Linked DNA regions of Homo sapiens: regions 1, 3 and 4 are each linked to region 2. The links are chromatin loops, found by intact Hi-C in ENCODE. Cell type or tissue: CD4-positive, alpha-beta T cell. All regions are shown on one strand. Region 1 holds the start of TMIE (transmembrane inner ear). Region 2 has its middle 7.0 kb from the start of SMARCC1. Region 3 has its middle 9.0 kb from the start of ELP6. Region 4 overlaps SCAP (SREBF chaperone).

Region 1 (8,000 bases), 1.1 Mb after region 2:
CCATGAGAGGGCACAGACCCTGCCCTGAGGCATTCACCTCAGACGGAGTTATTTCAGGAGTGGTTTTCCGGCTGAGGGCAGCTGCACCCACGCCAGTTGGGCCAGGTCATGGAGCTGGCCTGTCTAGGGATGGGTAGGGCAGGTTAGGGCTGCCAGGACCTGGCTGGACTGAGTTTATTTTCCTAAGGCCCCCACAGCCTGACCACCTTGGCCCCAGCCCTAGAGGAGGGGATGGAGCTGGTTCCTATTATAAATCAGATGACCAGACATAACTTCCTGGCAGACTCCTGGGGGCAGAAGGGCCCACGGAGGATTAACCAGGTCTATTTTGGGGAAGATGGATCAGATCTATGTAGCCTGGACTGGAGTACCTTCTGGGGTCATTTTATGCAACCAAGTCAGAACCCCTTCAGACAAATATTGTGGTCCTACTAGGTCTCACCCAGGCTCAGAATAAAAGAAAAAAATCAATGAATGAATGAATGGGATGATCTCAAAGCCTTTGCTGTTGGGAACAGGACTGGACTAGAGTGAATGAATTGGGGAGCCAATAGCATCCAGGCATACACTTGGAGGAGGGTGCTGCACAAGGGCCCCAGCTATAGATCCGACTGTCCAGGGGTGGACCTGAGCAGACAGCAGGCCTTATCCAAGAAGCTGGGTCCTGGATTTCTCCAGAACCTGTGTTCATGCCTGAGACTCGAAGTTGGTACCCAATCCTAACCCTCCCGGCTTAGGCCACCTCTTCTAGCCACCCCACCAGGAACCTCCTTGGGACTATGCCCACTCAGGCTCCATGCAGGCTGGTCCCAGGCCCCGGGAGGCTGGGGCTTCCTAAGGAGCTCAGTGGGCCACTGACGGCAGCCAGAGCCGGGCTCAAACACCACCCCTCACTTCAGGCCTGCCCCGCACAGCCTGGCCTGTTTGCTTCTCTTCAAAGAAGGGGAGATGCAAAGAGCTTTGGGTCAAGTTCCAGGGCCCAGGCAGGGGCTTGGGATATAAGTCCCTGGGGCTGGAGGAGACCTCCAGGGGCACCCCATCTAGCCCCAGCCCCTTTTCCTGCAGGGCTTTGGGGGTGATGCTCCAATAACAGCCCAGGCAGACTGGGAAGCAGGAAAAATGTTTCCCCCCAGGAGAGGGAGCTGTGTTGCCCCCACTGCCTAGATCCGGCAATGGAAGGTAACAAGTGCTGCCTGCTGCTCAGGTGTCTTGGGACTATCCTTTACCCTTTCTAGGAAATGGGGTTAGAGATGGTCTGTGTGGTTGATGTCCAAGTGCCGCTTGGGGTCTGACACTGCAATTTTCTCATGTGGCCCCAGGCACCTTTGTTGTGTCTTGAGGCCCACAGTGCTCTCCCTGCTGCTCCGTAGACCTGCATCCTAGGCTGTGCCTGTGGCTCCTGTAGGGCAGATGACCCCCGAGCCCTGCAGCGGGCTGTTTCCCTCTCTGGACACCTGGCTGAGGCTGCAGGCACACCTATCTGTCTGTGGGGCCTCCACAAAGATGCCTGACTGGTTCTCAGCCTCGGCTGGGAACAAAGCACAGGCTCTTGCTCAGATGGGGGGCGGGGATTTTCTGCAGGGCAGATATTTTCTCTTGGGACAGCACTTCTGGTGCCAGGAGAAGCACGTGCAAATCAGATGTCACGTCTTCCTTGGAGCCCCTCACATCTGGGTGGGCTCTCTGTGGGCCACCCAGCTCTCTGGGGCACCTCATCCCGGGACAGCTCCGGCTGGGACGAAGTGCAGCTTTTGCCTCCCCACCCAGGGTGCACTCAGCAAATGTCCAGTTGGGTTCATCTGAGACCCTGCGTGAGGCTGCATTTCCTCCAGCCTCTGCTCACATCCCCTCTCCCGGAATGCCTTTCCAGCCTTCCCTCCTGCAAAACCCCACCTACCCTCCCACCGGTCTGCAGCTCAGAGGACCCTCCTCCTCAGAGGACCCTCCTCTGTGATGCCTTTGCAGGGGAGTGGGCTGCTTCTCCCTTTACCTCCTACATTCCCCCCCACTCTGCTTTTGCCTCGTGGGAACCTCTGTCAGACTGCTTTGTGCCATGGCAGCCTCCCCACTTGGCCTCTGTCTCCTGTGCCTTTCTGTCCCCTTCCCCAACTCCAGACCTCCATTCTGAGGGGAGGGCTAAGGGGAGCCGGCCAAGCCCATTTCTGCTGCGACTTTGCATCAAGAAGCTCCCAGAGCCCAGGAGAGGAATGGGTTTCCTGCTTTTAATTGAGGCGGGTGTGAGTCACTCCCGGAAAATGGTATTTGACAAGGCAGGGATTGAAGCCTGGGAGCCACATCTGCTGGGTGTCTGGGGAGCCTCTAGTGGAGGATGGCCTTGCTGGGGCCCCTGGGTGTGGGCCTTTAAGCTGGCCAAACTGCAGGAAAAGCATCAGGAGGCCAGCCATAGGGAAAAATGACACGTCCTCGTCCCAGTCCTTGGTTCAGTGGAGTTCCCTGTAATTACCATAATTGCCATGTGGCTACCTCCCTGGGTCCTGCAGAATACTTCAGGTCACCACCGGCCTGTCAGCCCTCCACGGGGAGTTTGTGTGGATCAGGAGGTGCCAGAAACCACCGCGGGTCTCCTGCGGGTGCCTGGCCTACTTGCACTGCCCGGAATTGCTGCTCTGAGCCCTCTGGGGGGCAGGGGGTGCTGTGTTCCCACTGCAGTGTGGTGGAGAGGGAAGGGAACAGCTACTCACTGATGGACAACACGAAGAGCGAAAAGATGCCCACCACGTGCCACAGGCGCATGTCCCAGAACACCACTGTCTCCTTGGTCAGCGGAGGCGGCTTGGGCTTGGGTGGGGCCGTGCTGGGCTGTGGGTCAGGAGAGAGGGGAGTGAGTTAGGCAGAGGCCAGCTGGCTGGAACCAGCTGAGAAGGGCCCAGGTCTCAGCAAACACTCAGCCCAAGCATATCAGAATCTCCTAGAATCAACTCTCTTAAGCATGCACTACCAACACCCTAGACCTTGGAAAGTTCCAGATTTAGAGCAAGAGAACTGAGCAGAGCCAGGTACTTGAAGTGGGAGGGTGGTTGATGCTTGGGGAAACCAAGGCCTGGAGGAGCAAATGTGGATGGCTTGTCCTGGCCAGGTTCAAGGCCCCTATGAACACACCCTCCTACTCCAGTCCTGGGCTCCACCCAGGCAGATGGGGTCTCAGGACCAAGGCCAGAGACAAGGCGAGGCCTGGGGGGTGCTGGCTAACTGGCTTTGCTCTCACATCTCCCCAGTGAGGGTGGGGTGTGGAGCTAGGAGTCTGGGCCACATAGTTCTGCCAGCTGGCCTGGACCCCTGCCAGGTGGCCTCCTTTGGTCGCCTACCCTACTAGGAGTCACTCTGAACAGAAGACTCTCCCAGAGTGTCCACAGGACAGGCACTGGATAAATAAAAGGTCTGCAGTGCTGTGGCGACACCTGGAGGCCAAAAGGCAGAAGTGCGGCTGTAGCAAGCCTGAATAGAGCACAGCCAGACACTCCCACTTTCCAGGTGGACATGACCCTGCCCTGGGGGACTGAGGGGATAGGACACTGCCCCAGGGTCTAGAGGACACAGTCCTGCCCCAGTTCTGAGAGGACATGGCCTCATCCTGGATATCTAAGGGACATGGCCCAGCCCCAGGTCTGAGAGGACACAGCCCTTCTCCTGGGTGTCTAGGGGACATAGTTCTGCCCAGGTCTGAGGGGAGACAACCCTGCTCCTGGCTGTCTAGGGACATGACCCTGGCCCTGGGTGTCTAGGGGACATGGTCCACCCTGGGTGTCTAGGGGACATGGTCCACCCTGGGTGTCTAGGGGACATGCTTCACCCTGGGTGTCTAGGGACATGACCCTGGCCCTGGGTGTCTAGGGGACATGGTCCTGCCCTGGGTGTCTAGGGGACATGGTCCACCCTGGGTGTCTAGTGGACGTGCTTCACCCTGGGTGTCTAGGGACATGACCCTGGCCCTGGGTGTCTAGGGGACATGGTCCACCCTGGGTGTCTAGGGGACATGGTCCACCCTGGGTGTCTAGGGACATGATCCTGCCCTGGGCGTCTAGGGGACATGGTCCTGCCCTGGGCGTCTAGGGGACACGGTCCTGCCCTGGGCGTCTAGGGGACACGGTCCTGCCCTGGGCATCTAGGGACATGGTCCTGCCCTGGGTGTCTAGGGGACATGGTCCTGCCCTGGGTGTCTAGGCGACATGGTCCACCCTGGGTCTCTAGGGGACATAGTCCACCCTGAGTGTCTAGGGACATGGTCCACCTTGGGTGTCTAGGGGACATGTTCCTGCCCTGGGTGTCTAGGGACATGGTCCTGCCCTGGGTGTCTAGGGACATGGTCCTGCCCTGGGTGTCTAGGGGACATGGTCCACCCTGGGTGTCTAGGGACATGGTCCGCCCTGGGTGTCTAGGGGATATGCTTCACCCTGGGTGTCTAGGGACATGGTCCACCCTGGGTGTCTAGGGGACACGGTCCTGCCCTGGGTGTCTAGAGGACACAGCTCTACCCTGGGTGTCTAGGGGACACAGTCCTGCCTAGGTCTGAAGGGACATGGACCCACACTGTAGAATTTGAGTAAGATCTGTCCCTGACCAGAGATGGATATGACCCCATGTCTGTCACTTAGTGTGGCTGAGGGACAGGGAGAGGGGTCTGTCCTCTGAGGGAGAGAGAACCCTGGGGCATATGAGCGAGATGTTGTGCACTGATTACTAAATAAGGACAGACACGAGAAGTCCCTTCTGGTTCTCTGAGAAGAAAGGCAACCTGTAGTTCGACCATCCAGCCCTTCTTCCCCCAGGTCCGTAAACATGGATTAGGCATCTGTCATGAGCCAGGCGCTTCTTCATCTAGTGAATGCCACCCTTCAGCGTGGGTTGCAGAACTCAAGAGAGGATCAGCAACCTGTCCCAGGTAACCCAGAGGATCTGTGGGCTGGGATTGGTACCTGATTCTCAGGCTCTTTTCTCCCTGCCAGGGTGAGCTATTGACAAGAAGACACCATTCCTCAGTACTTTCCCCTGGATATATGTGTGGGGTCAGACATGTACATAAAGTTGGGGAACATGTGTGAGGTTGGGCACATGTGTGGTTGGCATGCATGTGGGTGTGGTCAGGGACATGTCTGTGCCATTAGGGTTAGGGCCCTGATGGTGGCAGCTGCCCTAATTCTAAGGCTCAATGTGTTGGCCCGGCTGGTTGTATGACTGGAAGACTCTGAGGGCCATGGCAAAGTTCTCAGGTTCTGAGCCAAGGCAGCTCACTTCCTACACATTCTTGCCCCAGCCCTGATGTGGGTGGAGCTGGGCCTACTCTTACTGATAGGGGTCTTGGGTGGACGGCAGCAGATGACAGCTGGTCTTCTCCTCATGTTGGGCCCTGCTGGGGTCTGATTTCTGGAGCATGGAGGTCCCCACCTCCTTCAGAGCCTCACGGGCTGATGGAGGGTGATGGTGACCCACACAGGGCTAAGGTGGGTGGTGACATGGCCCCCAGCCCTGCCCATGTCTTTGGTGCTTCCGTGAGGGAAGAGCTAAGGCCTTGCTCAGACTGTAGGCAGATGTCAGGCAGATGGCCTCCAAATGCAATTTCCCTAGAACTGGGAAAAGATGAGTTCCTGGGGGTGAGGGAGAAGAGTCCTTGGCTGAGAACTGACTTAACCCCCACCCCCAGCTTTCTGTCTGCACCTAGGCCAGCTCAGTTTCTGTACCCAGGCCTCAGGGCAGCCTGTGAGGGGCCCAAGTACGCCTCACAGGGCTCAAGCCAGCATAGCTCCCCTTACAGGGACACTGGAGCTGACACCTGACTCTAGCCCAGCCTTGTGGTCATGCCCTCTGGGCAACAGCAGGGACAGGCTACATCTGGGTCCAGGGCTCTGTCCCTATGTCCCCATCAAACCCTCCAGTTCAGGGCTGTGTCCCCCCATAACAACTTCCCCATGGCTCTGTCCTCTCTATCCCACACTGTCCCCAAGCCCCCACCCCTCAGGACTTCCCTGGGCACCTCTCACTGCCTCTTGCATTTCTGTTTTCCTGCTCCCTCTGGTCCGCCCCTGCCTGCACAGCCTCCATCCCCTGCTCCTCCCTGGCCCTGGCTCCTGGGCCTTCTCCCTCTGGCCTCACAATTCAGAACTCTAGGTCTGGTCTGCCAGCTCCCTCGTTGGCTCCCCTTTCAGGCTCCGCAGGAGTGGGGTACAAGGGGGTTAGGGAGGCTACAGATGGCCCCACCCTTCCTGGCCCCAGCCAGGCTCTCCACCAGGGCTCTCCCCCAGCTTCTGTGCTATCTCAGCAGCTCCTCCCACCTCTCCCACTGTGTGCCTGCTCCCAATTTACCCTCCTTCCAAACCAGAACTCATCATGACTTGTCCCTGAGCAGAAACCTTCTAAAGCTCCCGGTTATCACCAGGACCAAGTCAGACTTCCCAGTCCCTAGGTCCTGCCCTGCCTGCCCCTCTGGACCTAGTGCTCCACATAGCTTCTCTGTAAAGGGTCTCCTCATCCTGCTGCCCCCACCCTCCAACTTGGAATGCCCTCGTCTCCATCTTAAGGCTATGTCTCCCCCTCCATTAGACAGGGGTCCCTGGAACATCTCTGGAGATAGAGGCTGTTGCCTCCAGAAGACCCTAAATTCAGGGTCTGTTCCATCAGACTAGAGGTCCAGGAAACCCAGGGCTGTGCACCTCCCTGCCAGTGAGACCAAAGGCTGGAGGATGGGGGCCCAGTATCCCCCATCAGTCTGGGCAGGGCTGTGTCCCCAAGTCAGGCTGGGAATCCCTAAGGTCAAGGTGAGTCTCCCCCGTCAGACTAATGTTCCAGAAATCGGGTACTGTGCCCTTCCATCAGACCAGGGACCCTAAGAGTGGGGCTGAGTCTCTCTCACAGCCTGGCAGGGCTTGGGGCAGGGCTGCATCGCCCGGGAGACTGGATCTCTCAGGGCAAGAGTAAGGGATCAAACAAGCTCCGGATCAAAAAGGCGTCCCCTCTCCCCCAGCCCCCTGCCTGGAGGGTGACAGCCTCCCCAGTCCCTCCGTGCCGCGGCCTCACCTCCACCAGCTGCCCGGCAACCCCCGCGAGGCACACCCCGAGTGCGGCGCCGCCCAGCACGCAGAGGGGACCCGCGCCCGGCCACCCCGCCATCTTCGTGCCACCGCGCCGCTTGCGGAGCCCAGGGACGAACGGGCCGGCCGCCGGTCACTGCCCCTGCCAGCCGGCGCTCGGTGGCCACGGGCTTTGGCCACGGGTAGTCAGCGAGCATCATTTATTCATCCTCGGTGTCAGGTTCCCGCGCCGCCCGCCCCCGCCATCGCTGCGGTGGAGGGCCCGCCCCCTCCTTCCCGGGAGATCGGGCCGCAGGCTCCCCCTCCCTGCCCCCACCTTCCGCATCCCCAGGGACACTGAGGTGGGGGTGGGCGGGAGGGAGGACAGGCTGGGGCCAGGTCCCTAATCAACAGGTCCCCCTCCCTTCTGCAAATGGGCCTCAGTTTCTCCATCTGGGACAAGGGGGTGGGACTGGAATCTGCTGATCTAGGAGGCCCTTCCCATTCTGTCATGCTGGATTTGAAAAATATACTGGATTTGAGTTTGGGGGGGGGGCAGAGCGGGCAGGTTGCCATGGTGACAGGCGCTCAGGGATGTCCTGGGCTTTCTGGCTTGGCTTCCTGCCCAGAGGCGGCTCTGGTCACCCTGGACACCAGAGCTGGAGAGCAGGGGATGGTATGGTCAGAGCTGCCAGCCGGCAGTGTTATGGAGGGTTCCAGAAGAAGCCAGCATCTTCAGCCCCACAGGACAGAAGTGGGCTGTCCCTGGAAGGGCTGGAGGACCATTTTCTGACCCTGGCTGCCCTCAATCTCTGCCCCAGCCTGAACACTGACTCTGACTTCAGTCTAAGCCAGGACCCTGACCTCATGCTGAAGTTGACCCACACTGCACTCTGGCCCTGACCCCATGTTGAGCCTTGACAACTGAGGGACAGAGGGAGGTTCTGAGGAGATGTAGAGACCTGGGTGGGGGCTGAA
Region 2 (8,000 bases):
AACTATTTTTCTAGAGTGGGAAAAAGAGAGAGATTTTTGGTTATATAATACATAAGAGATGGTTCCACTAAAGAATATACTTTGCAGCCAGGCTTGGTGGCTCATGCTTGTAATCCCAGCACTCTGGGAGGCCAAGGCAGGTGGATTGCCTGAGCTCAGTTCAAGCCCAGCCTGGCCAACATGGTGAAACCCCGTCTCTACTAAAAATACAAAAAATTAGCCGGGCGTGGTGGTGGGCGCCTGTAGTCTCACCTACTCAGGAGGATGAGGCAGCAGAATGGCTTGACCCCAGGAGGTGGAGGTTGCAGTGAGCCAACATCGTGCCACTGCACTGCACTCCAGCCTGGGTGACACAGCAAGACTCCGTCTCAAAAAAAAAAAAAAAAAAAGAAAGAAAGAAAGAAAAAAGAATATTCTTTGCAGGAAGAAAAATTAATCAAGTAGAAAGGAATAGGATATAATAAACAGCACCATTCACTGATATTAGTAAAATATATTGCAAAATTTCAATTTACTACTTACTATTCAAATAACTTTTTGTGCAAAAATAAAAGATGGAACTAAAATCTTAGGTAAAAATAAAAGAGAATATGTCTGTTGGAATGCTTTAGGCAACAAGGAACAGAAAACCTGACTCAAAACTGGCTTAATTGACTGGGTGCAGTGGCTCACACCTGTAATCCCAGCCCTTTGGGAGGCCGAGGCGGGTTGATCACCTGAGGTCAGGAGTTCATGGTGAAACTTCGTCTCTACTAAAAATACAAAAATTAGCCGGGCATGGTGGTGCATGCCTGTAATCCCAGCTACTGAGGCTGAGGCAAGAGAATCGCTTGAACCCGGGAGGCAGAGATTGCAGTGTGCTGAGATCGTGCCATTGCACTACAGCCTGGGTGACAGAGCAGGACAAAATCTCACAAAACAAAAAACAAACAAAAAAACAAAGCAAAACAAACAAAAACAAAAAACAAAAAAACTGGCTTAAAGTACAAGGAAATGTATTATCTCATATAATAGGAAGCCCTTAGGTAGGTAGGACACAACTCGTGGTAGATTGATTCAGTGGCTCACTGTGTCATTAACATGAACTGCTTTCCATCATTCGAGTAGGCCTTATCCTCGGGTTTCTTGCAAGAGGGCTTCAGCAGTTCTCATAAAATCTCTAGAGTCTCTTCATGCTTCACTGGCCACAACTGGATCCCATTTTGTAACTATATTTCTGGCAACGGAAATAGAATCAACCCTTAGGGCAATCATGCCTGCTTGTGATTCAGGAGGAAGAATCAGGTCTTATTTAGGAGGAAACTAAAGACACTCAATAATTCAGGATTTTGTTAGAGAAAATTGTATTAAAATTTTGTGTATAAAACAAATATCAGTGTAACTTTTTTTTTTTTTTTTGAGACGGAGTCTGGCTCTGTTGCCCCGCTGGAGTGCAGTGGCGCGATTGTGGCTCACTGCAACCTCCGCTTCCAAGGTTGTAGTGATTCTCCTGCCTCAGCCCCCCGAGTAGCTGGGATTACAGGAGCCCGCCAGCACGTCTGGCTAATTTTTGTATTTTTTGCAGAGACGGGGCTTCACCATGTTGGCCAGGCAGGTCCCGAACGCCTGACCTCAAGTGATCCACACATCTCAGTCTCCCAAAGTGCTGGGATTACCGGCATGAGCCACTGCACCTGGCCCAGTGTAACTATTAAAAGAATAGGCTGGGCTGGGCACGGTGGCTCATGCCTGTAATCCCAGCACTTTGGGAGGCAGAGGCGGGCAGATCATGAGGTCAGGAGGTCGAGACCATCCTGGCTAACACAGTGAAACCCCGCCTCTACTAAAAATACAAAAAGTAGCCGGGCTTGGTGGCGGGCGCCTGTAGTCCCAGCTACTCGGGAGGCTGAGGCAGGAGAATGGCGTGAACGCGGGAGGCGGAGCTTGCAGTGAGCCGAGATTGCGCCACTGCACTCCAGCCTGGGCGACACAGCGAGACTCCATCTCAAAAACAAACAAACAAACAAAAAGACCATCCTGGCTAACATGGTGAAACCCCGTCTCTACTAAAAACACAAAAAAATTAGCCGGGCATGGTGACCGGCGCCTGTAGTCCCAGCTACTCCGGAGGCTGAGGCAGGAGAATGGCGTGAGCCCAGGAGGCGGAGCTTGCAGTGAGCCGCGATCGTGCCACTGCACTCCAGCCTGAGTGACAGAGCGAGACTCCGTCTCAAAAAAAAAAAAAAAAAAAAAAAGAACAGGCTGGGCGTGGTAGCTCACGCCTATAATCCCAGCACTTTGGGAGGCCAAGGTGGGCGGATCACGAGGTCAGGAGATCGAGACCATCTTGGCTAACACGGTGAAACCCTGTCTCTACTAAAAATACAAAAAATTAGCCGGGCATGGTGGCGGGCGCCTGTAGTCCCAGCTACTCGGGAGGCTGAGGCAGGAGAATGGCGTGAACCCGGGAGGCGGAGCTTGCAGTGAGCCACTGCACTCCAGCCTCGGTGACAGAGGCAGGAGAATGGCGTGAACCCGGGAGGCGGAGCTTGCAGTGAACCGAGATTGTACCACTGCATTCCAGCCTGGGCAGCAGAGCGAGGCTCCGTCTCAAAAAAAAAAAAAAGAAAAAGAATTGAGGTGCCCGGGCACGGTGACTCATGCCTGTAATCCCAGCTTTGGGAGGCCGAGGCGGGCGGATCATGAGATCAGGAGTTCCAGACCAGCCTGACCAACATGGTGAAACCCCGTGTCTACTAACAATACAAAAATTAGCCCAGCATGGTGGCACATGCCTGTAATCCCAGCTACTCTGGAGGCTGAGGCAGGAGAATCACTTGAAACCGGGAGGCGGAGGTTGCAGTGAGCCGAGATCACACCACTGCACTCCAGCCTGGGTGACACAGCAAGACTCAAAAAAAAAAAAAAAAAAAAAAAGAGTAGAGGCTGGACGTGGTGGCTCACGCCTATAATCCCAGCACTATGGGAGGCCGAGGTGGGTGGATCACTTGAGGTCAGGAGTTCCGGACAAGCCTGGCCAACATGGTGGAAAAAAAAATAAAAAAGAAAAAGAAAAAGAAAAAACATGGTAAACAAAAAAAAAAGTTTATGACAGCAATGCATCAAAACATATCTATTATCATAATGGACAAACAAGGTTTAAACATGGGTGCTTATTCTGCTCACAACACATAAACCAGTGACAAGTAAGCCAGTCCCTTTCACATTGGGTCTTTGAGTGGAAAATGTAATTTTTCTCTTTTTTGTTTTTTTTTTTGAGATGGAGTCTCGCTCTGTCGCCCAGCTTGAGTGCAGTGGAGAGATCTCGGCTCACTGCAAGCTCCGCCTACCGGGTTCACGCCATTCTCCTGCCTCAGCCTCCTGAGTAGCTGGGACTACAGGCGCCCGCCACCAGGCCCGGCTAATTTTTTTTGTATTTTTAGTAGAGACGGGGTTTCACCGTGTTATCCAGGATGGTCTCGATCTCCTGACCTCGTGATCCGCCCGCCTCGGCCTCCCAAAGTGCTGGGACTACAAGCATAAGCCAACGGGCCCGGCCGGAAAATGTAATTTTTCTACTAGGCACTAGAGGTCAGCAGCGTATTAATTTCCCCACAGGGCTCCATTACTTCTGTCATAATGTCAGCCAATCACCAACCTGTTTCTTTCTTTTTTTTTTTTTCTTTTTTGAGATGGAGTCTCCCTTTGTTGCCAGGCTGGAGTGCAGTGGCGTAATCCTGGCTCGCTGCAACCTCCGCCTCCCGGATTCAAGTGATTCTCCTGCCTCAGCCTTCTGAGTAGCTGAGATTACAGGCATGTGTCACCACGCCCGGCTAATTTTTGTATTTTTAGTAGAGGCTGGGTTTCACAATGTTGGCCACCACACCCAGCCGTTTTTTTGTTTTTGTTTTTGTTTTTTTTTTGAGACGGAGTCTCGCTCTGTCGCCCAGGCTGGAGTGCAGTGGCGCGATCTCGGCTCACTGCAAGCTCTGCCTCCCGGGTTCACTCCATTCTCCTGCCTCAGCCTCCTGAGTAGCTGGGACTACAGGAACCTGCCACCACTCCCGGCTAATTTTTTGTATTTTTTAGTAGAGACGGGGTTTCACCGTGTTAGCCAGGATGGTCGCCATGTCGTGACTTCCTGATCCGTCCGCCTAGGCCTCCCAAAGTGCTGGGATTACAGGCGTGGCGCCATCTTGACTCACTGCAACCTCCGCTTCCCGGGTTCAAGCGATTCTCTTGCCTCAGTCTCCCAAGTAGCTGGGATTATAGGCATGCGCCACCACGCCCGGGTAATTTTGTATTTATTTATTTATTTAGAGACAGAGTTTTGCTCTTGTTGCCCAGGCTGGAGTGCAATGGTGTGATCTCGGCTCACTGCAACCTCCACCTCCTGGGTTCAAGTGATTCTCCTGCCTCAGTCTCGCGAGTACCTGAGACTACAGGCATGCACCGCGACGCCCGGCTAATTTTGTATTTTTAGTAGAGATGGCGTTTCTCCATGTTGGTCAGGCTAGTCTCGAACTCCTGACCTCAGGTGATCTGCCTGCCTCAGCCTCCCAAAGTGCTGGGATTACAGGCGTGAGCCACAGCGCCTGGCGTCGCTTTAGTTCTTTCCCACTCTTTTATTGTCCTTTATTTTTAACTCTACTACTCTGTCCCTCTCTTTAACTCTACTAGTATGGCTCTACTCTTAGTGGTTCACCAAAATTAAACACGCATCATTAATTTGTCAAAGATTAATTAGTGTTCATCTTTTTTTTTTTTTTTTTTTTTCAGAAGGAGTCTCTCTCTGTAGCGCAGGCTAGAGTGCACTGGTGCGATCTCGGCTCACTGCAACCTCCACCTCCAGGGTTAAAGTGATTCTCCTGCCTCAGTCTCCTGAGCAGCTGAGATTACAGGCACACGCCACCACACCCGGCTAATTTTTTTGTATTTTTAGTAGAGACGGGGTTTCACCATGTTGGTCAGTCTGGTCTCGAACTCCTGATGTCGTGATCCACCTGCCTTAACCTCCCAGAGTGGTGGGATTACAGGCGTGAGCCACTGCGCCTGGCCTATATGTTTTTATTTTGCCATTATTATTATTCTTATTATTATTATTATTATTATTATTTGAGATGGAGTCGCACTCTGTCACCCAGGCTGAAGTGTAGTGGTACGATCTTAGCTCACTGTAACCTTCCTCTCCCCGGTTCAAGTGATTCTCAATTCTTCAAGCCCACCACAATGCTCCACTAATTTTTCTTTTTTTTGAGACAGGCTGGTCTCGAACCCCATCTCTAGTAAAAGTACAAAAAGTAGCCAGTCATGGTGGTACACACTTGTGATCTTAGCTATGTGAAGGCTGTGTCACGAGAATTGCTTGATCCTAGGAAGTAGAGGTGGCAGTGAGGAATTTTTTTTTGAGACAGATTCTCGCTCTATCACCTAGGCTGGAGTGCAGTGGTGTGATCTCGGCTCACTGCAACCTCCACCTCCTGGGTTCAAGCGATTCTCCCGCCTCAGCCTCCCAGGTAGCTGGGACTACAGGCCTGCACCACCACACCCAGCTAATTTTTGTATTTTTATTACACGAGGTTTGGCCATGTTGGCCAGGCTGGTCTTGAACTCCTGACCTCAAGTGATCCACCTGCCTCGGCCTCCCAAAGTGCTGGGATTACAGGCACGAGCCACTGTGTCCGGCTGACTTTTTTTTTTTTTTTTTGGAAACAAGGTCTCACTTGGCAGCCCAGGCTGGGGTGCAGTGGTGTAATCATAGCTCATTGCAGCCTCAACTTCCAGGGCTCAGGCAATCCTCCCACTTCAACCTCCCAGGTAACTGGGACCACAAGCATGTACCACCATGCCTGGCTAATGTTTTTTTTTTTTTGAGACGGAGTCTTGCTCTGTTGCCCAGGCTGGAGTGCAGTGGCGCGATCTCGGCTCACTGCAAGCTCCACCTCCTGGGTCCACGCCATCCTCCTGCCTCAGCCTCCCAAGTAGCTGGGACTACAGGTGCCCGCCACCATGCCCAGCTAATTTTTTGTATTTTTAGTAGAGACGGGGTTTCACCATGTTAGCCAGGATGGTCTCGATCTCATGACCTCGTGATGCGCCCGCCTCAGCCTCCCAAAGTGCTGGGATTACAGGAGTGAGCCACCGCACCCGGCCATGCCTGGCTAATTCTTTTTATTTTTATTTTTTTATTTTGTTGTTGTTTTTGAGACGGAGTCTCGCTCTGTTGCACAGGCTAGAGTGCAATGGCACGATCTCGGCTCACTGCAACCTCCGCCTCCCGGGTTCAAGCTATTCTCATGTCTCAGCCTCCCGAGTAGCTGGGATTACAGGCACCCACCACTGCGCCCGGCTAATTTTTGTATTTTTAGTAGAGACGGGGTTTCACCATGTAGGTCAAGTTGGTCTCGAACTCCCGACCTCAGGTGGTCCGCCCGCCTTGGCCTCCCAAAGTGCTGGGATTACAGGCATGAGCCACCACGCCCAGCCGGCTAATTCTTAAAAAATTATTTGTAGAGACAGGGTTTCACTATGGTGCCCAGGCTGGTCTCAAACTCATGGTCTCAAGTGATCCTCCTGCCTAAACCTCCGAGAGTGCTGGGATTATAGGGATGAGCCACCATGCCCTTTTTGCCAACTCTTTTTGTAAATAAAGTTTTATTGGAACCCATCCATGTTCATTCATGTACATATTATCTGTGGCTGCTTTTGAACTTTCATGGCAGAGTTGAGTAGTTCCAACGGAGAGCATCGGGACCTTTGCAGAAAACGTTTGCTAAGCCTAGTCTTTGTTATGTTTTCCTTTTTTTTTTTTTTTTTTGAGATGGAGTCTTACTCTGTTGCCAGGCTGGAGTACAGTGGTGCGAACTTGGCTCACTGCAACCTCCGCCTCCCGGGTTCAAGCAATTCTCCTGCCCCAGCCTCCCAAGTAGCTGGGACTACAGGCGCGCGCCACCACGCCCAGCTAATTTTTATATTTTTAGTAGAGACAGGGTTTCACCACATTGGCCTGGATAGTCTCGATCTCTTGACCTCATGATCCGCCCGTCTCGGCCTCCCAAAGTGCTGGGATTATAGGTATGAGCCACTGCACCCAGCCTTTTTTTTTTTTTTTTCCCTCTTTTTTGAGATGAAGTTTCGCTTTTGTTTCCCAGGCTGGAATGCAATGGCACGATCTCAGCTCACTACAACCTCTGCCTCGCAGGTTCAAGCAATTCTCCTGCCTCAGCCTCCCAAGTAGCTGGGGATTACAGGCATGTGCCACCAGGCCCAGCTAATTTTGTATTTTTAGTAGAGGTGGGGTTTCACCATGTTGGCCAGGCTGGTCTCGAACTCCTGACCTAAGATGATCCACCCACCTAAGCCTCCCAAAGTGCTGGGATTACAGGCATGGGCCACCGCACCTGGCCTTTCCTATGTTTTTGAGAAACCTTTTTGGTAAACTTACCATAAACTGAGAAAGCTAATGTCTGTAATGGCTGGTAAATGGTCATGCAGTTTCTGATTTTTTTTTTTTTTTTTTTTTTTCCTGAGACAGAGTCTCCTTCTGTCCCCAGGCTGGAGTGCAGTGGTATGATCTCAGCTCACTATAACCTCTGCCTCCTGGGTTCAAGCAATTCTCCTGCCTCAGCCTCCTAAGGAGCTGGGACTACAGGCATGTGCCACCACATGCAGGTAACCTTTTTTGTAGAGATGGGGTTTTTCCATGTTGTCTAGGCTGGTCTCCACCTCCTGACCTCAATTGATACACCCTCCTTGGCCTCCCAAAGTGCTGGGATTACAGGCATGAGCCATTGCACTGGCCTGATGCTTTAATTTTAGATACGGATCTTGCCACACTGGCCAAGCTGGACTTGAAATCCTGGGCTCAAGCGATCCTCCTGACTCAGCCACCATGGCCAGCTCCTAGAGTTCTTTTCTTTTGAGGTAAAATTTACATGCAGTAAAATCCACAACTCTTGCATATCATTCCATAAGTTGGTATGGAGACACCTGTGTAATACAAATCTGTATCAAACTGCAGC
Region 3 (8,000 bases), 270 kb after region 2:
CTCCTGCCACAGCCTCCCACATAGCTGGGATTACAGGCATGCGCCACCTCGCCCGGCTAATTTTTGTATTTTTAGTAGAGACGGGGTTTCACCATGTTGGCCAGGCTGGTCTCTAACTCCTGACCTCAAGTGATCCACCCACCTTGGCCTCCCAAAGTGCTGGGATTACAGGCGTGAGCCGCCATGCCCAGTGTCTATTAACTGATATTCTCTATTTGATGGGACATTTTCATCACACCTTCCTTTACTTCTTTTTTTTTTTTGAGGTGGGATCTTGCTCTATCATCATCCAGGCTGGAGTGCAGTGGCTCAATCTCAGCTCACTGCAGCCTTGACTGCCCAGGCTTAAGTGATCTTCCCACCTCAGCCTCCCAACTAGCTGGGACCAGGGGCACATGCCACCACACCCAACTAGATTATTAAATTATTTGTAGAGACGGGGTCTCACTATGTTGCCCAAGCTGGTCTCGAACTCCTGGGCTCAAGCGATCCTCCCACCTCAGCCTTCCAGAGTGCTGGGATTACAGGTGTGAGCTACAGTGCCCAGCCCCTTTACTTCTTTAATCATGGTTTTCTCTAGTTATTTGAAAATATTCATAATGATTGCTTTAAAGTCTTTCCATTAAATCTGACATCTGAGCTTTCTCACAGGTAGTTTCTATTGCCTGTTTTTTCCCCTGGGGTTTGGGTCAGACCTTCCTGTTTCTTTGCATGTCTTCTATGTAATTTGTTATTGGAAACTGGACATTTTAGGTGATATATTGTAAAACTTCGGGCACTGGTTTCTCTGTTCCATGGCTTGTTATTGGTTTTTGTTTATTTGTTTGGTGACTAGTGGATTATTTAGTGAAGTCTACACTCATCGGCCCCCACCCCAATCCCGATCACCACCCATAGTGTGCAGCCTCTTATGTTGCTCCCCAGAGGGCACAGCCTTGGGTATGCCCACAGTCACCCTGGGATGGCAGTGATTCTGGCAGGACTTGATCTCATTCCCTGACCACATACAGCTGTTACACTCCGCTAATTGCTGTCTGATTGCTCTACTGTTTTCAACAATTCCTTGGGGTACAAATTGCTCTACAGAGGAATCCAATTGAATCTGGGCTTTTTTGAAGGAATCTCTCTCTCTCTCTTTTTTTTTCTTTTTCTTTCTTTTTTCTTTTTCTTTTTTTTTTTTTTTTTTGAGGCAGTCCCGCTCTGTCCCCCAGGCTGGAGTGCAGTAGTGTGATCTCAGCTCACTGCAACCTCTGCCTCCTGGGTTCAAGTGATTCTCCTGCCTCAGCCACCCAAGTAGCTGAGATTACAGACGTGTGCCACCACACCTGGCTAATTTTTATATTTTTAGTAGAGATGGAGTTTCGCCATGTTGGCCAGGCTGGTCTTGAACTCCTGGCTTCCAGTGATTCTCCCGCCTCTGCATCCCAAAGTGCTGGGACTACAGGTGTGAGCCACCGTGCCTGGCCTGAAGGGATATCTCTTTAGGTCAATGATTGAGACTTGTGACTCCAGAATGGCTCTTAACTGTATCTTTCCTTGGTCCTGTCTAGTAAACTAGCCAACTTATGGTTTTGCTTCTATCTCTGATTTATTTTCTCAATTCCTCTTAATGGCATTTGTTTTTAAAATCAGAACCTCCATTGTTTCTGAGAGCACCATTAGGCTTGAACTTCTCCACATTCTTGCAAACAAAGTCAATTTGTTTGGGAAAAAATCTGAAGCTCCCGGCCTTCCCCTTTACCCAGGCAAAAATCTCTGAGCCACAGCTCTGGAGCTGGGGTCAGGGACAATGGCCCATCTCTTGCTGAGTGACACACCTGCTGTAAGAGATTGTCACTCTGTGGAGAGTAGGGAAGTAGTCTTCTTGGCTTGCCTCTGCCTTATGAGCCAGAATTAAGACAATCAGGGCCCCGGTATTTTCAGTGGCACCACACACAATGTAGTGTCTCTATTCCCTGCCTGAGGCCTAGGTGCACTAACAGAGCTACCATCTTGGCCATACTCATATAGGGCTTAGCCTCCGCAACCGGTAGCTGGGAGCCGGGTGGAAAATGCCGGCATTCTATCCCTCTTGGGAAGACAGTTCTCCAACTGGGAGCTAGTTGGAGAGGGAATCCTTTGTTCTTGGCTGAACCAGTCTGGAGTGGACTTTCCATCTCACTGAACTGGGAAGGAGAAAGAAGGAATGCATGTTGGTTTAAATATCATAGCTTTGATTAGTCCTACCAAGTTTTAGTAGATTTACTTGAATAAATATTTACTCATTTTCTGAATGCACTTAGGACCATTTCCAGAGGCTTTATTATTATTATTATTATTTAATTTTTTTGAGACTGAGTCTCACTCTGTCGCCCAGGCTGGAGTACAGTGGCGTGATCTTGGCTCACTGCAACCTCCACCTCCCAGGTTCAAGCAATTCTCATGCCTCAGCCTCCCAAGCAGCTGGGACTACAGCCTCCATGCCTGGCTAATTTTTGTATTTTTAGTAGAGACAGGGTTTCACCATGTTGGCCAGGCTGGTCTCAAATTACTGACCTCAGGTGATCCGCCCACCTTGGCCTCCCAAAGTGCTGGGATTACAGGTGTGAGCCACTGTGCCCAGCCTGTGTTTCTATTTTTGAGACAGGGTTTTTCTCTGTTGCCCAGGCTGGAGTGGAGTGGCATGATCATAGCTCACTTCAACCTTGAACTCCTGGGCTAAAGTGATCCTCTCACCTTGGCCTCCAGAAGTGCTGGGATTACAGGCATGAGCCACCACACCTGGCCCTGGATAGTTTTTTTAACATTTCTCCTCTCCCCGTCCCCACTGCAAGTCCTGGTTTAGCCCCTCCCAGCCTCCTGCCCCACCCCTTCTGAGGCAGCCAGTGCTGTGGCTTCAGTGGCTGGTCTAAAACATGCACTGGCGGCCAGGTGCCGTGGCTCACTCCTGTAATCCCAGCACTTTGGGAGGCTGAGGCAGGCAGATAACCTGAGGTCATGTATCCCTAGCATCTAGAAGAATACCTCTGATACAGTAGGTGCCAAAAAATGTGAGGAATGAGACAAGGACCTATGGTATAGCTGGAGAAAGATGTGCTTGCAAGAGGGTCACAAAAGATGACAAAAGAGTGTATTTAGCCTTGCTTCCCCAAAGGCTGAGCTGAGTGGAGGTCCTTTATGAGGAAGGAAACCCCAGCTGGGAGTGAGGCAGAAGTAGGAGAGGCCTGGGCAGGCAAGAGTTGTCAAAGTGGAGGAGCTGGCTGGCGTCTGGGAAAAGCCAGCAGAGTGTCTCCCAGAGCTGTACACATGCCAGACAGGTGACTGGAACAACTTTCTTTTTATTTATTCATTTTGAGACAGGTTCTTGTCCTGCTGCCCAAGCTGGAGTGCAGTGGTGCAGTCATGGCTCATGGCAGCCTCAACTTCCTAGTCTCAAGTGATCCACCAATCTCAGCCTCCTGAGTATCTGGGACCACAGGTGTGCACCACCATGCTCAGCTAATTTAATTTTTTGTAGAGATAGTGTCTCACTATGTTGCCCAGGCTGGTCTCAAACTCCTTGCCTCAAGTGATCCTCCTGCCTCGACCTCCCAAAGTGCTAGAATTACAGGTGTGGGCTCTTCAGAGGCATTTACTGAGATGGAATATGAGGCCAACACCTGTGGAAGGAAGGAGGCGGAAGCAGGATGGGGCAGGAGAACTTGAACAGTGATGGGCACCCAACAAAGTCTTGGAGAAGTTAGACAGTCGGACAGAGTCTCACATGAGATGGAAATGGCCAGTTCTTTATAGCCCCTGCTTTGCTCAGTCACCAGATGAAGGCTGCCTTAGGAAGGGTGTGACCTCAGGTGAGGCTGTATGCAGCCGTGCTGGGCCCTGCAGGAACAGAGAGCTGGAGGGTGTCTGGTGACTGCTCTTCCCCTGGGTCCTGCTGAAAGGGATGTGGTGGTGCCGTCTGTGTGTACTTACAAGGGTGTGCTCAGGGAAGGCCTGAAGGAGTTCAAGGAAGCGTGCTCTGCAGACACCTGGGGGAATAGCTCATAAACAAAGGGAACAGAAGCACATGGCCCCTGAGTGTGCCCGTCTCTGAGGCCTGGAATAACAGCGCGGAGCCTGGTGGTGCCACAGTGAGTGGGGAACGGGTAAGGATTCCAAGCAGCCAGGGCTGTGAGGCCACTGTAGGACTCTGGCTTGCACTCTGATCTGCAGAGGAGCTGTGAAGGGATGAGGGCAGTGGGGACATTCCTTAAGTCAGGACAGCCTGAAGCAGGAGAGCCCATGAAGACTACCACTGGGCTCCAGAGAGATGAGCTAAGGGCAGGCTGGGGCAGGGGCAGCAGAGAGATTGCCAGATGCACGGCAGATTCCGACCTCTGAGGACTGTCTGCGGTGAGCTCTGCCCACGTGCTGGCCATTGCAACTGTTTCCAGCACTCAGGACTTATGACTAAGAGCTTTAGCCAGTGTCTGCTGCCCTCTGGTGGGTGTGCTGGAGATAACCCAAGGCTGCTTCCCGCTTTTTTCTTTTGTCAACAGTTTATGGGTTCTACAGGTTCACCTTCAACTTTGTGGTATGAAAACTCTCTAGACTGGGCGTGGTGGCTCACACCTGTAATCTCAGCACTTTGGGAGGCTGAGATGGGAGGATCGCTTGAGCCCAGGAGTTCGAGACCAGCCTGGGCAATATGGCAAAACTCCATCACTATTATTATTATTATTATTTTTTTTTTTTGAGATGAAGTCTTGCTCTGTTGCCCAGGCTGGAGTGCAGTGGCGTGATTTTGGCTCACTGCAACCTTCAATCCCCAGGTTCAAGCAATTCTCGTGTCTTAGCCTCTTGAGTAGCTGGGACTACAGGCGCACACCACCACACCTGGCTGATTTTTGTATTTTTAGTAGAGACGGGGTTTCACCATGTTGGCCAGGCTGGTTTCGAACTCCTGACCTCAAGTGATCCGCCTGCTTCAGCCTCCTCAAGTGCTGGGATTACAGGTGTGAGCCACCACACCTGGCCCTTATCTCTATTATTAAAAAACAAAACAAAAACACAACCTCTTGTCACAGATGATAGAGGTGTCAGACAACAACCTATTGATGAGGCAGCAAGTCATCAACTGAGAGACAGGGAGGCACAGGGAGCCATAGTGTCCATGCAGCAGCGCGGGGACTGGGGCTGGCAGGGCCCGTGCTGTTTTCTAGAAGTGAGGGTCACCAGCACCTGGAAGAGAAGTGGGGCTACAGGATGCATCCAGGACGGGGAGCTGCAGAGCAGGTGCCATTCCCAGGAGGCCAACAAGATGAAGATGTTGAGGGTGCCTGCAAGAGAACTCTGAGTTCAAGGATAGTTCATAGATTCCTGCTAGGGATGGAAGGAAATGGAGCTAATGGAAAGAAAATGCAGATGATGAAGGCCTGTAGATCCAAAAGAAGCTGAATATATGGCGAACTGAGGGCGTGATGGGGACTGTGGACAGAAGGAGCTATGGGAACTGCAGAGCCATCGGAAGTGTGGCTGCCCTCGTGGCTGCTGGAACCCAGGCACCTGTGCTCACCCCTGCTGCCTCTGCTGAGACCGTCGCTGCCTGCTGCAGCCCAGTCACCCACTACTGATGCTGACCCTGCCAGGGGAGTGATCATGAACAGAAAAATTCCTTCTTCCTGCCTTCCAGTCTCCTTCCAGTGTCTCCCTGACAGAGCTGCATTAGAAACCAGCTGGAAAAGCAGTCTGGAAGATTTAGTTTACAAGCTTCCAGCCCACTTCAATACAGAGGAGAGCACTCAAGGCCAGGGGAGGTAGGAGCTTCCTAATTGCTATGTAAAATCCCCTTCACCCTTTTGTTCCTCCAGTCCTTTGAACACTATTCTTTCCTGCAGAGAAGCTGTTTGAATTTTCCATAGTTGCACTATGCTGTTCAACATGTGCATAAGCAACAATGGGGGCAAATCCAAGTATTCCAGGACCTGAAGCTTATACAATTGGAGGGGAGTTCTCTTTGACAAAAAGAATACAACATTATGAACAGTAGATTAGCTTTATTAGCTTTATGATAAATTCAACGCTGCCTATAACCCAACAATTCCACTCCAGATACTAGAGAAACTCTTGCATATGTTCACCAAGAGACATGGTTTAGTATGTTCATGAGGGCATCGTTTTTTGTTTTGTTTTGTTTTTAGGCAGTCTTGCTCTGTTGCCCAGGCTGGAGCATAATGGTACAATCTTGGCTCACTGCAAGCCCCTGTCTCCTGGGCTCAAGCCATCCTCCCACCTCAGCCACCTGAGTAGCTGAGACTACAGGCATGCACCACCATGCCTGGCTGATTTTTTTTTTTTTTTTGAGACGGAGTCTCGCTCTTTTGCCCAGGCAGGAGTGCAGTGGTGCGATCTCGGCTCACTGCAAGCTCCACCTCCTGGGTTCACGCCATTCTCCTGCCTCAGCCTCCGGAGTAGCTGGGACTACAGGCGCCAACCACCGTGCCCGGCTAATTTTTTGTATTTTTAGTAAAGATGGGGTTTCACCGTGTTAGCCAGGATGGTCTCGATCTCCTGACCTCGTGATCTGCCCGCCTCGGCCTCCCAAAGTGCTGGGATTACAGGCGTGAGCCACCGCGCCCAGCCTGCCTGGCTGATTTTTGTATTTTTAGTAGATACAAGGTTTCACCATGTTGCCCAGGCTGGTCTTGAACTCCTGGCCTCAAGTGAGTCACCCGCCTTGGCCTCCCAACCTGCTGGGATTACAGGCGTGAGCCACCGCGCCTGGCCAATGAGGGCATCTTTCTAATGGGAAAATAAGTAGAACTAATTCATCACTATCAAAACAAGAATGAATAAATATAGGAAGAATCAATATTGTATATTAAAAATATATTGATTATCCTCAACTATATCTAAGATTCAATATATATGGATTAGACTAGAACCAAAAAGTAATAAGAAGAAAGAAATGGAAGAAAAAAAAGGAAAAAAAAAGATAAAACATAATACCAATCAACTTACCAGCAAAGTTAAATGCAACATGCTATTCTAAAATTGATCTGTATTCCTTCACACCAAACACAAAAATCAATTGCAGGTAGATTAAAGACTTAAATGTGAAAAGAAATACTTTATAACTTTTCAAGAAAATATAAGAGAATATCTTTATGATATTTGGGGTAAGAAAGACCTTTTTTTAAAAACTCAATAAGCTCAAACAGTAAAGGAATATGTTCTTAACTTTGGATCTCAAAAGATAATCAAAGCAAAATAGAACAACGACAAAAAGATAATCCACAGACTTCCATTCCCAGCAAAGGACATAATCCATGAGAGATGGGAAAATAATGTGATGAACCTAGGATCGTCTACGTTCACACTACCTTGAAAGAATTTCCAGACAGTAAGGAGAAACTAAGGTGGAGCCTAGAATACTCCTTTTTTTTTTTTTTTTTTTTTTTTTTTTTGAGACTGAGTCTCGCTTTGTTGCCCAGGCTGGAGTGCAGTGGTGCAATCACAGCTCACTGTAGCCTCAGCCTCCCAGGCTCATGTAATCCTCCCACCTCAGCCTCCCAAGTAGCTGGGACTACAGGTGTGCACCACCATGCCCGCATGCTGTATTTTTCGTCTTTTTTTTTTTTTTTTTTGAGGCGGAGTCTCGCTCTGTTGCCCAGGCTAGAGTGCAGTGGCGCGATCTCGGCTCACTGCAAGCTCCACCTCCCGGGTTCACGCCATTCTCCTGCCTCAGCCTCCCGAGTAGCTGGGACTACAGGCGCCCGCCACTATGCCCAGCTAATTTTTTTGTATTTTTAGTAGAGACAGGGTTTCACCGTGTTAGCCAGAAGGGTCTTGATCTCCTGACCTTGTGATCCACCCGCCTCGGCCTCCCAGAGTGCTGGGATTACAGGTGTGAGCTACCACGCCTGGCCCTGGAATACTCCTTGAGTTGAAAAGACAGAGCTAAGGCCAGACGCGGTGGCTCACACCTGTAATCTCAGCACTTTGGGAGGCCGAGGCGGGCGGATCACGAGGTCAGGAGATCGAGA
Region 4 (8,000 bases), 370 kb after region 2:
TTAGATACCTGCTCCCTTTCCTGAGCTTGACACTGTTAAACACCACCCTCCCCCATACCGTCTGCCATACCCTTCACAGGGCCCTCCCTTCCTTCGGCTCCAAAGCAGAGGTCCTGCAAGGTATAACTTGGCTGGCGTTCCTCGCACATAGACTTTCTTAGGGTTTGCTGCGGGGAGTGTGGGACAGTGGGCTCAGATAGCTGGTAGAGCTTTGTGTAGGAACAGTCGTTCTTCTCCACACACAGCTTCTCAACAAAGGTGAGTGGGCCTTCAGGATGGTTTCATCTCCTTGCATTTAGCTGTGATGGGTCCACCCAGAGTTACTGGTGTGGGTCTTGGCAGCAGTCATTGTCTTTAGCCAGCAGTCTTCTCCTGGGAAGGGCCAGCAGAAGTGTGGTCTAGCAGTGGCGCTGCACAGCTCTCCCTGAGGGGCCTCTTCCAGCCCTCCTGTGCTGGATGGCTAGAGACAGGATGGCTGCTGGCCCCTCTGCAAGGCTCTGGAGCCTGCCTGAAAGCTGAGTGCTGTGTAGATGCAGGTCTTGTTGGGTGAGGTGGACAAGGGAGGGTTTCTGCCCAGCACCTGTGGGAGTCACTCAGCAGCCCCCATGACAGGCTGGAAACCCCACAGCCTTCCTGAGGGCCCCAGTCTGTTGGGAACCACCACAACACTGTCCTCACCTTCTCCTTCTCTGTCCCCAGCGAGATTTTCCCCTACCTTGTGGTGGTTATTGGGTTAGAGAATGTGTTGGTGCTCACCAAGTCTGTGGTCTCAACCCCGGTAGACCTGGAGGTGAAGCTGCGGATCGCCCAAGGTAACGCAGTGGGAGAGTTGGGCAGAGGGCTGCAGGAGGGGCTGGAATGGGGCCTGTTCCTCTTGCTGTTAACGCTCTGTGAGCAAACAGAGCCCTTGAAATGTCCCTTGCTCTTGCCTCCGGCATAATATGCAGTGGGCCACTGGGCCCTGGCAGCTCTTGAGTGTGTGCCCTGGGGAGCCATGGGGCCATTGGACTGTACTTCGTCCTGGTTCATGTGTCAGTAAGAAAGTAAACCAGGCTGGGTGCCATGGCTCACACCTGTAATCCCAGCACTTTGGGAGGCTGAGGCAGGTGGATCACTTGAGCCCAGGAGTTCAAGACCAGCCTGGGCAACATGGTGAAACCCCATGTCTACAAAAGATAGAAAAATTAGCAGGGCATATTGGCATGCACCTGTGGTCCCACCTACTCAAGAGGCTGAGGTGGGAGGATTGCTTGAGCCTGGGAGGTCAAAGCTGCAGTGAGCCGTGATCACACCACTGCACTTCAGTGTGGGTGGGGCTTGTGTTTGGTGGTGGCTTTCTGTCTGGGGAGTTTAGCGCCTAGTATTTTCTCTTACTGCCTCACTCCAGCACACTAGGCCCAAGCCCCGGGGGCTGGCCATTTCAGAGACGCTGCCTTCACGGCTGCCAGAAAAGCTCCCTCTGGCCCTGCTGGTAGAAACTGGGGATCTGGGGTTCTAGGGAAAATGAGAAAAGGGAGAGCCTGGCCTTGGAGGCCTGGTCACTTGAGCCTCTTCTTCCTCGTCACCCCATGTCTGTGAGGAATGGGGCTGTAGGCAGCCGTCCATTCATCCAGACCTCTGTGAGCCTCTGTGATAAGCCAGGCCCTGTGCTGGATATGGAGTTAGGAAGAGATGGGGCGAAATTGTCCTTACCCAGTAAGAGCACAGAGCCTTAGACATGCGACAGTGTGATAGCGTGGGATCAGGGCTCACTACAGGAAGGGGCTTGAGGAAGAACGCAGCCAGGTCCTCTACCCGCCGAGTGCTTCTGCCATGTGGTTGATGGGCACACTGTCATGCTGGCCCGTGCAGACCAGACAAGAACCACATGCGGAGGTTGGATGTGGTTGTTGTGGGTGGCACTTGGCTTTCCTTGTGGATTTTCTCATCTCCACACTCTGCTTCTTCCCTCTTTTGATGATTATAGCTCTCCTCTGCACCCTCCAGGCTGTGAACACCCGTTCCCCGTAGCAGCTGTGTGGTGGTGATGGCCCCTTAAAGTCTGGGCATTAGCAGGACCCTGAGGGTTGGGGTGCTTTGGTGGAATGGCTCCTTCAAAGGGCTGGGGGGCCTTGCCATGCCTCTGCCACTCCGAGGCCCATGAGGTTGTGTGAGTCATGTCGCAGAGTGGCCATGTGTTGCCCTGTGCCCTGTTGCTGCCCTCTGCAGGCCTAAGCAGCGAGAGCTGGTCCATCATGAAGAACATGGCCACGGAGCTGGGCATCATCCTCATCGGCTACTTCACCCTAGTGCCCGCCATCCAGGTAAGGCCCCAAGGCCTGCCACCTGGATGAGCATGGAAGCAACTGCTGTGCTCCCCAGCTGTGCAGCCATGGGCAGGGTGCTCCCCTCTTCAGCACAGGCATCCTTGCTTCTGAGGTGGGACCTCTTTGCCTGGCAAGCAGATCACTACAGCACCCAGATGGCCCCTGGCATGCCTGGCTCAGAAGTGCTCAGCAAACCCTGGCTGGGTTCCCAGATTGAGCACCTAGCCAGGCAGACTCTGCCCTTGACCCTGTCTTCCTACCCCTCCCTGCCTGCTTCCCTTTCAGCCAAGTGGCAGGAGGAGGCTGCAAGGGCATGGCAGGAGCTGGGGACTGGCTGTGCAGTTTGTCACACCTGTTTCCCATTTTTGAGGGAGAAGCACCGTGGGGTTCCTAGACCCTTCCTCCGGTCTCCTCCCTTGGCCCTGGCCTGTGCCGCAGTCGCCAGACGCATGGCCTTGCCTGGCCTGACCAGTGGGAGGGCCACCACCCATTGCCCAGAGTGACCCTGCTCTTGGCAAAGTGCCCTCACTCAGCTGTGGGCTGTGAGCAGAGGTGGAGGTGGCCCTGCACTGAGCTGGAACCCCAGACTGATGCCAGCCATTCCAGAAGGAGTTGCAGGAAGGGGAGGATGCCATCTTTTCTCGCCCGTCTTTCCCCCAGGGCTGGCAGGCCAGCTGAGGGATGGGGGTGAGCAGAGAACAGATGGGCTGTGGGCTGCTTCTCCTGGAAAAACAGTAGTATCTGCAGGATAGGGTACAGTCTTGGGACGTTAGAGCTGAGACAACCACTGTGCCACTATCTGCACTCCATGGTCTTACCCCAGATCGGAGTAGCACTGTGGTGATGTGCTAGAGGTCTCAACACCGACATCTCAGAAAATTTTGTCTGCTGACAGAGCTTGGGGAGCAGAGAGCTCACCCTTTTTCAGTTTTAGAGAATTAATCCCTCTCTCTCTCTCTTCATTGTTCCGGGGCAGTTGCTGGCTGGGAACCTTTCTGAGAGCCCCTGAATCAGGCCTGGGCTCTAGCTGGGTTGGTGATGCATGAGCAGGGCGGGGGCTCAGTGGGGAAGGACTTTTTGGGGAGCAGGCTGGTGGGGCTTAGAGGTTTCCGGGTTGGATCAGGCCTTCAGTCCCCTCTAGAGGGACCGGAAGATTCAGGGAAGGTACTTCCCCTTCCCTTTCAGCCCTTTCTGAAGAAAGTGTGAGGGTTTCTTCTGCCCCCTGGTGGAGACGGGGTGAGCTGCTGCTGGTATGTGAGCTGAGGACCAACCAGCATCTCTCATCTCTGCTGTGCCCTGCCTGCTGCTGCCCTGCCGGTTATGAGGTGGCTGCAGTCCGGGTACTGCTCCTCTTGGGCTGGGACAGTGAGGTCACGGCACCCCCCCATCCCCATGTGCTCTGATTCCAGGAGTTCTGTCTCTTTGCTGTCGTGGGGCTGGTGTCTGACTTCTTCCTTCAGATGCTGTTTTTCACCACTGTCCTGTCCATTGACATTCGCCGGATGGAGGTAGGAGTGGGCTGAGCCCTGCCCTGCCCGCCTCCTCAGCCCTGGCTGTACTGAGGGAGTCCTGGGTGAGAAGGGTGTAGACCTCGGGCAGGACAGCGGTCCTGTGCGAGCAGCCTCTGGATGGTGGACTCAGGCCCTGACCACTGTGCCCCCAACAGCTAGCAGACCTGAACAAGCGACTGCCCCCTGAGGCCTGCCTGCCCTCAGCCAAGCCAGTGGGACAGCCAACGCGCTACGAGCGGCAGCTGGCTGTGAGGCCGTCCACACCCCACACCATCACGTTGCAGCCGTCTTCCTTCCGAAACCTGCGGCTCCCCAAGAGGCTGCGTGTTGTCTACTTCCTGGCCCGCACCCGCCTGGCACAGCGCCTCATCATGGTACCTGCCACCCCTGCCCTGCCCTGCCCTCTTCTGGAGGGCCGGTGCTCCAGGCCCCTTGTGGTGCTGCACTTGGCCTTAGAGTGGCAAAGGGTATTCCTCAGGCCCTGGTGGCCCCTGGAAGCCTGGCTCTGGGGAGTTGCCCGTTGTGTCCTCCCTGCCCAGACCCTAGTGGCTTCTGAGGAGATAAGCCTGTGGGAGAAGCAGCTCCAGGGTTCTCAGGTACAGGAGCCATCCTCTCCCCAGAGTGGCCCAGGACAGGAGCCTGTTAGTTGAGTGCTCTGGGATGGACCCACTTGTGGCCACCACATTGCCCTGGGTCGGGTTCATCGGCCGCTGCATGGTGTGCAGACACTGGAAAGTGCTGGGCAAAATCATTCACCAGCCGGGCTGGGCTGGCCTTGGGGCAGCAGTGCCTCTTCCAGGGAGCTGAACTGAGATGGGAGGAAGGCTGAGGCCCCCTGGGACTAGGACCTCTGGGGGACTCTGGAGCAGGTCAGGTTGCTGGCCCTCTGACCGTAGGAATGGTAGCAGCTTTCTGGCTCCAGCTGAGGTGGAGCTTAGGGGTGGGGACATTCTGTGTCAAACCTCAGGGTGCTTCAGTGTATTTCCAGGCCAAGAAACTCAGCCCCTAACTGTGGAAAGGCAAGCAGGCCCCTCCAGCAGCAAGTGTTGGCAGGTGTTAGCAGGAGGACTTGGAGAGGCAGGAGAAAAGGACGCAGTGGGGCCTGTGTCCTCTCTCCATCCCCAGGCCTGAGGTCCCTGTGCTGCTTCCTCTCAGCATGAGGGCTGAAGCTGCTGGGGGTTGGGGCCCATTCCTCCCACTGAGTACCCCCTGCCCCACTGCAGGCTGGCACCGTTGTCTGGATTGGCATCCTGGTATACACAGACCCAGCAGGGCTGCGCAACTACCTCGCTGCCCAGGTGACGGAACAGAGCCCATTGGGTGAGGGAGCCCTGGCTCCCATGCCCGTGCCTAGTGGCATGCTGCCCCCCAGCCACCCGGACCCTGCCTTCTCCATCTTCCCACCTGATGCCCCTAAGCTACCTGAGAACCAGACGTCGCCAGGCGAGTCACCTGAGCGTGGAGGTCCAGCAGAGGTTGTCCATGACAGCCCAGTCCCAGAGGTAACCTGGGGGCCTGAGGATGAGGAACTTTGGAGGAAATTGTCCTTCCGCCACTGGCCGACGCTCTTCAGCTATTACAACATCACACTGGCCAAGAGGTGAGCTGGGCCGTGCCAGGTGCCACCTCACTCGATGGTGTCAACTCACCATCCCCTTTCCCCAATGCAGGAGGCCCACAGGTTTGAATTATGCAAATAATTAAAACAGTTCATAAGGTTGTGAGGTGGGAACTGGTGGTTTAGGCAGCTATAACCCAAGAGAGGAGTCCCAGGTTGCTCTGAGGAGTCACTGGTGGCTGCCAGCCCTCACCAGAATGAGACCCACCCACCTGTGCCAGGAGTGGGGAGGGAGATACCCCACACGGCCACCAGGGCTGTTTGGGTGCTGGTATCTGGGACAGCAAGTTGGCTGCTAAGCTGGGCTGGGGAGGGACCTACCTCTGTCCCCAACCCCCCATGCTGGGAGAGTCTGGCCGGTGGAGCTGAGGCCTGCCTGGGGAGGAGGGAGAGGACTGGCTGGCGAGCACAGCAGGAGGAAGCCCTGGGAGGCCCCCCGCTGAGGCTGCCCACTGTCCGAATCCAGGTACATCAGCCTGCTGCCCGTCATCCCAGTCACGCTCCGCCTGAACCCGAGGGAGGCTCTGGAGGGCCGGCACCCTCAGGACGGCCGCAGTGCCTGGCCCCCACCGGGGCCCATACCTGCTGGGCACTGGGAAGCAGGACCCAAGGGCCCAGGTGGGGTGCAGGCCCATGGAGACGTCACGCTGTACAAGTAAGGCTGCTGGGTGGGGTGGGGTGGGAAAGAGTGCGGGGAGGGGGACGGGTAGGCAAGAGTAGGGGAGAGGGAGGAGGGGAGGGGACAGGCTGTGAGGTGTGTCTCACAGCAGTCCGCCCTCCCGTGCAGGGTGGCGGCGCTGGGCCTGGCCACCGGCATCGTCTTGGTGCTGCTGCTGCTCTGCCTCTACCGCGTGCTATGCCCGCGCAACTACGGGCAGCTGGGTGGTGGGCCCGGGCGGCGGAGGCGCGGGGAGCTGCCCTGCGACGACTACGGCTATGCGCCACCCGAGACGGAGATCGTGCCGCTTGTGCTGCGCGGCCACCTCATGGTGAGCAGGGGCACAGTGGCCGGGTAGGGGAGGGCCGGAGCCTGGCCCATACCAACACCGGGCTTCTGCAGGACATCGAGTGCCTGGCCAGCGACGGCATGCTGCTGGTGAGCTGCTGCCTGGCAGGCCACGTCTGCGTGTGGGACGCGCAGACCGGGGATTGCCTAACGCGCATTCCGCGCCCAGGGTAGGTGCGGCTGCCCTTTCCTCCTTTGTGCCCCCACAACCCCCCTCACCCCACCCCCCGCCGCCACGTATCTCCCCTCCTTTCTTCCTCCGAGGTATCCCCCAACCCCTCCAGGCCCCCTCTCCCCCCACCCCCGCACCCCCTCCCACCACCCCGTACCCCCCTCTCCCCACCCCGCACCACCCTCTCCCCCCACCCCCTTTTCCCTTGCCCCTTCTCACTCCCACGCCCCCTCTCACCCCCGTCCCCCGCCCCCTCTCACCCCCCTCCCCCGTGCCCCCTCTCACTCCGCCCTCCTGGCCCCCAGCAGGCAGCGCCGGGACAGTGGCGTGGGCAGCGGGCTTGAGGCTCAGGAGAGCTGGGAACGACTTTCAGATGGTGGGAAGGCTGGTCCAGAGGAGCCTGGGGACAGCCCTCCCCTGAGACACCGCCCCCGGGGCCCTCCGCCGCCTTCCCTCTTCGGGGACCAGCCTGACCTCACCTGCTTAATTGACACCAACTTTTCAGCGCAGCCTCGGTCCTCACAGCCCACTCAGCCCGAGCCCCGGCACCGGGCGGTCTGTGGCCGCTCTCGGGACTCCCCAGGCTATGACTTCAGCTGCCTGGTGCAGCGGGTGTACCAGGAGGAGGGGCTGGCGGCCGTCTGCACACCAGCCCTGCGCCCACCCTCGCCTGGGCCGGTGCTGTCCCAGGCCCCTGAGGACGAGGGTGGCTCCCCCGAGAAAGGCTCCCCTTCCCTCGCCTGGGCCCCCAGTGCCGAGGGTTCCATCTGGAGCTTGGAGCTGCAGGGCAACCTCATCGTGGTGGGGCGGAGCAGCGGCCGGCTGGAGGTGGGCAGAGGGGCTAAAGGTGGGCAGAGCGGCTGTCCGCCCCGGGGATTGTGGGCCTTTCTGGCTGGCAGGTGCTCACAGCCTCTGGACTCGTAGGTGTGGGACGCCATTGAAGGGGTGCTGTGCTGCAGCAGCGAGGAGGTCTCCTCAGGCATTACCGCTCTGGTGTTCTTGGACAAAAGGTGAGCGTGGCCTGCCTCAGCCCCAGATGTCCCCAGCCTTTGTTGGCTAGGCCATACTCTCTTGAGTCTTGAGTTCTGGTTCTCTTCAACTGCTGTACTGTATGATTCGATTGACCTTCTTGGTGCCCAGCTCCACACCTGTGAGCAGAGGGCAGTCCACTTGGATGGGAAGGTAACAATTAAAAGCGTTAGGGGTGGCCGGGCGCGGTGGCTCACGCCTGTAATCCCAGCACTTTGGGAGGCCGAGGCGGGCGGATCACGAGGTCAGGAGATCGAGACCATCCCGGCTAAAACGGTGAAACCCCGTCTCTACTAAAAATACAAAAAATTAGCCGGGCGTAGTGGCGGGCGCCTGTAGTCCCAGCTACTTGGGAGGC

What was found. Hi-C counts contacts between places; a loop is a spot of excess contacts. Peaks named below come from ENCODE experiments on the same cell type or tissue, not always from the same donor. Only the 100,000 strongest peaks of a DNase experiment are listed, where the experiment ranks them.
Region 1: a loop joins it to region 2, with 22 times the contacts of the local background. A loop is called at or near these places in 5 of 110 quality-filtered maps.
Region 3: a loop joins it to region 2, with 10 times the contacts of the local background. A loop is called at or near these places in 105 of 110 quality-filtered maps.
Region 4: a loop joins it to region 2, with 15 times the contacts of the local background. A loop is called at or near these places in 36 of 110 quality-filtered maps.

The regions. Positions count from the first base shown.
Region 1 is chr3:46,700,610-46,708,609 of GRCh38, reverse strand. TMIE (transmembrane inner ear) reads right to left here and starts at 7,218. Exons shown (of 4, transcript NM_147196.3): 1 at 7,030-7,218; 2 at 2,703-2,820. The coding sequence starts at 7,122. RefSeq lists an enhancer at 1,440-2,197. In CD4-positive, alpha-beta T cell, CTCF peaks have their summits at 3,219 and 3,418 (motif pointing left); DNase peaks (open chromatin) are centred at 3,419 and 7,050; H3K4me3 peaks cover 393 bases; H3K27me3 peaks cover 938 bases.
Region 2 is chr3:47,784,856-47,792,855 of GRCh38, reverse strand. No RefSeq gene overlaps it. Among named protein-coding and RNA genes, the nearest start is that of SMARCC1, 7.0 kb to the right of the region's middle. In CD4-positive, alpha-beta T cell, CTCF peaks have their summits at 3,348 and 3,568 (motif pointing right); DNase peaks (open chromatin) are centred at 3,257, 3,655 and 4,135; H3K4me3 peaks cover 1,201 bases; H3K27ac peaks cover 634 bases.
Region 3 is chr3:47,518,733-47,526,732 of GRCh38, reverse strand. No RefSeq gene overlaps it. Among named protein-coding and RNA genes, the nearest start is that of ELP6, 9.0 kb to the right of the region's middle. RefSeq lists an enhancer at 4,108-4,297. In CD4-positive, alpha-beta T cell, a CTCF peak has its summit at 4,456 (motif pointing left); a DNase peak (open chromatin) is centred at 4,452.
Region 4 is chr3:47,416,745-47,424,744 of GRCh38, reverse strand. SCAP (SREBF chaperone) reads left to right here. Exons shown (of 23, transcript NM_012235.4): 9 at 700-812; 10 at 2,209-2,303; 11 at 3,716-3,814; 12 at 3,973-4,191; 13 at 5,041-5,417; 14 at 5,902-6,090; 15 at 6,223-6,424; 16 at 6,496-6,611; 17 at 6,919-7,441; 18 at 7,538-7,623. Among named protein-coding and RNA genes, the nearest start is that of PTPN23-DT, 39 kb to the right of the region's middle. RefSeq lists enhancers at 3,184-3,233, 7,965-8,000. In CD4-positive, alpha-beta T cell, a CTCF peak has its summit at 3,551 (motif pointing left); DNase peaks (open chromatin) are centred at 2,184, 3,504, 4,294, 6,444 and 1 weaker place; H3K27ac peaks cover 1,145 bases.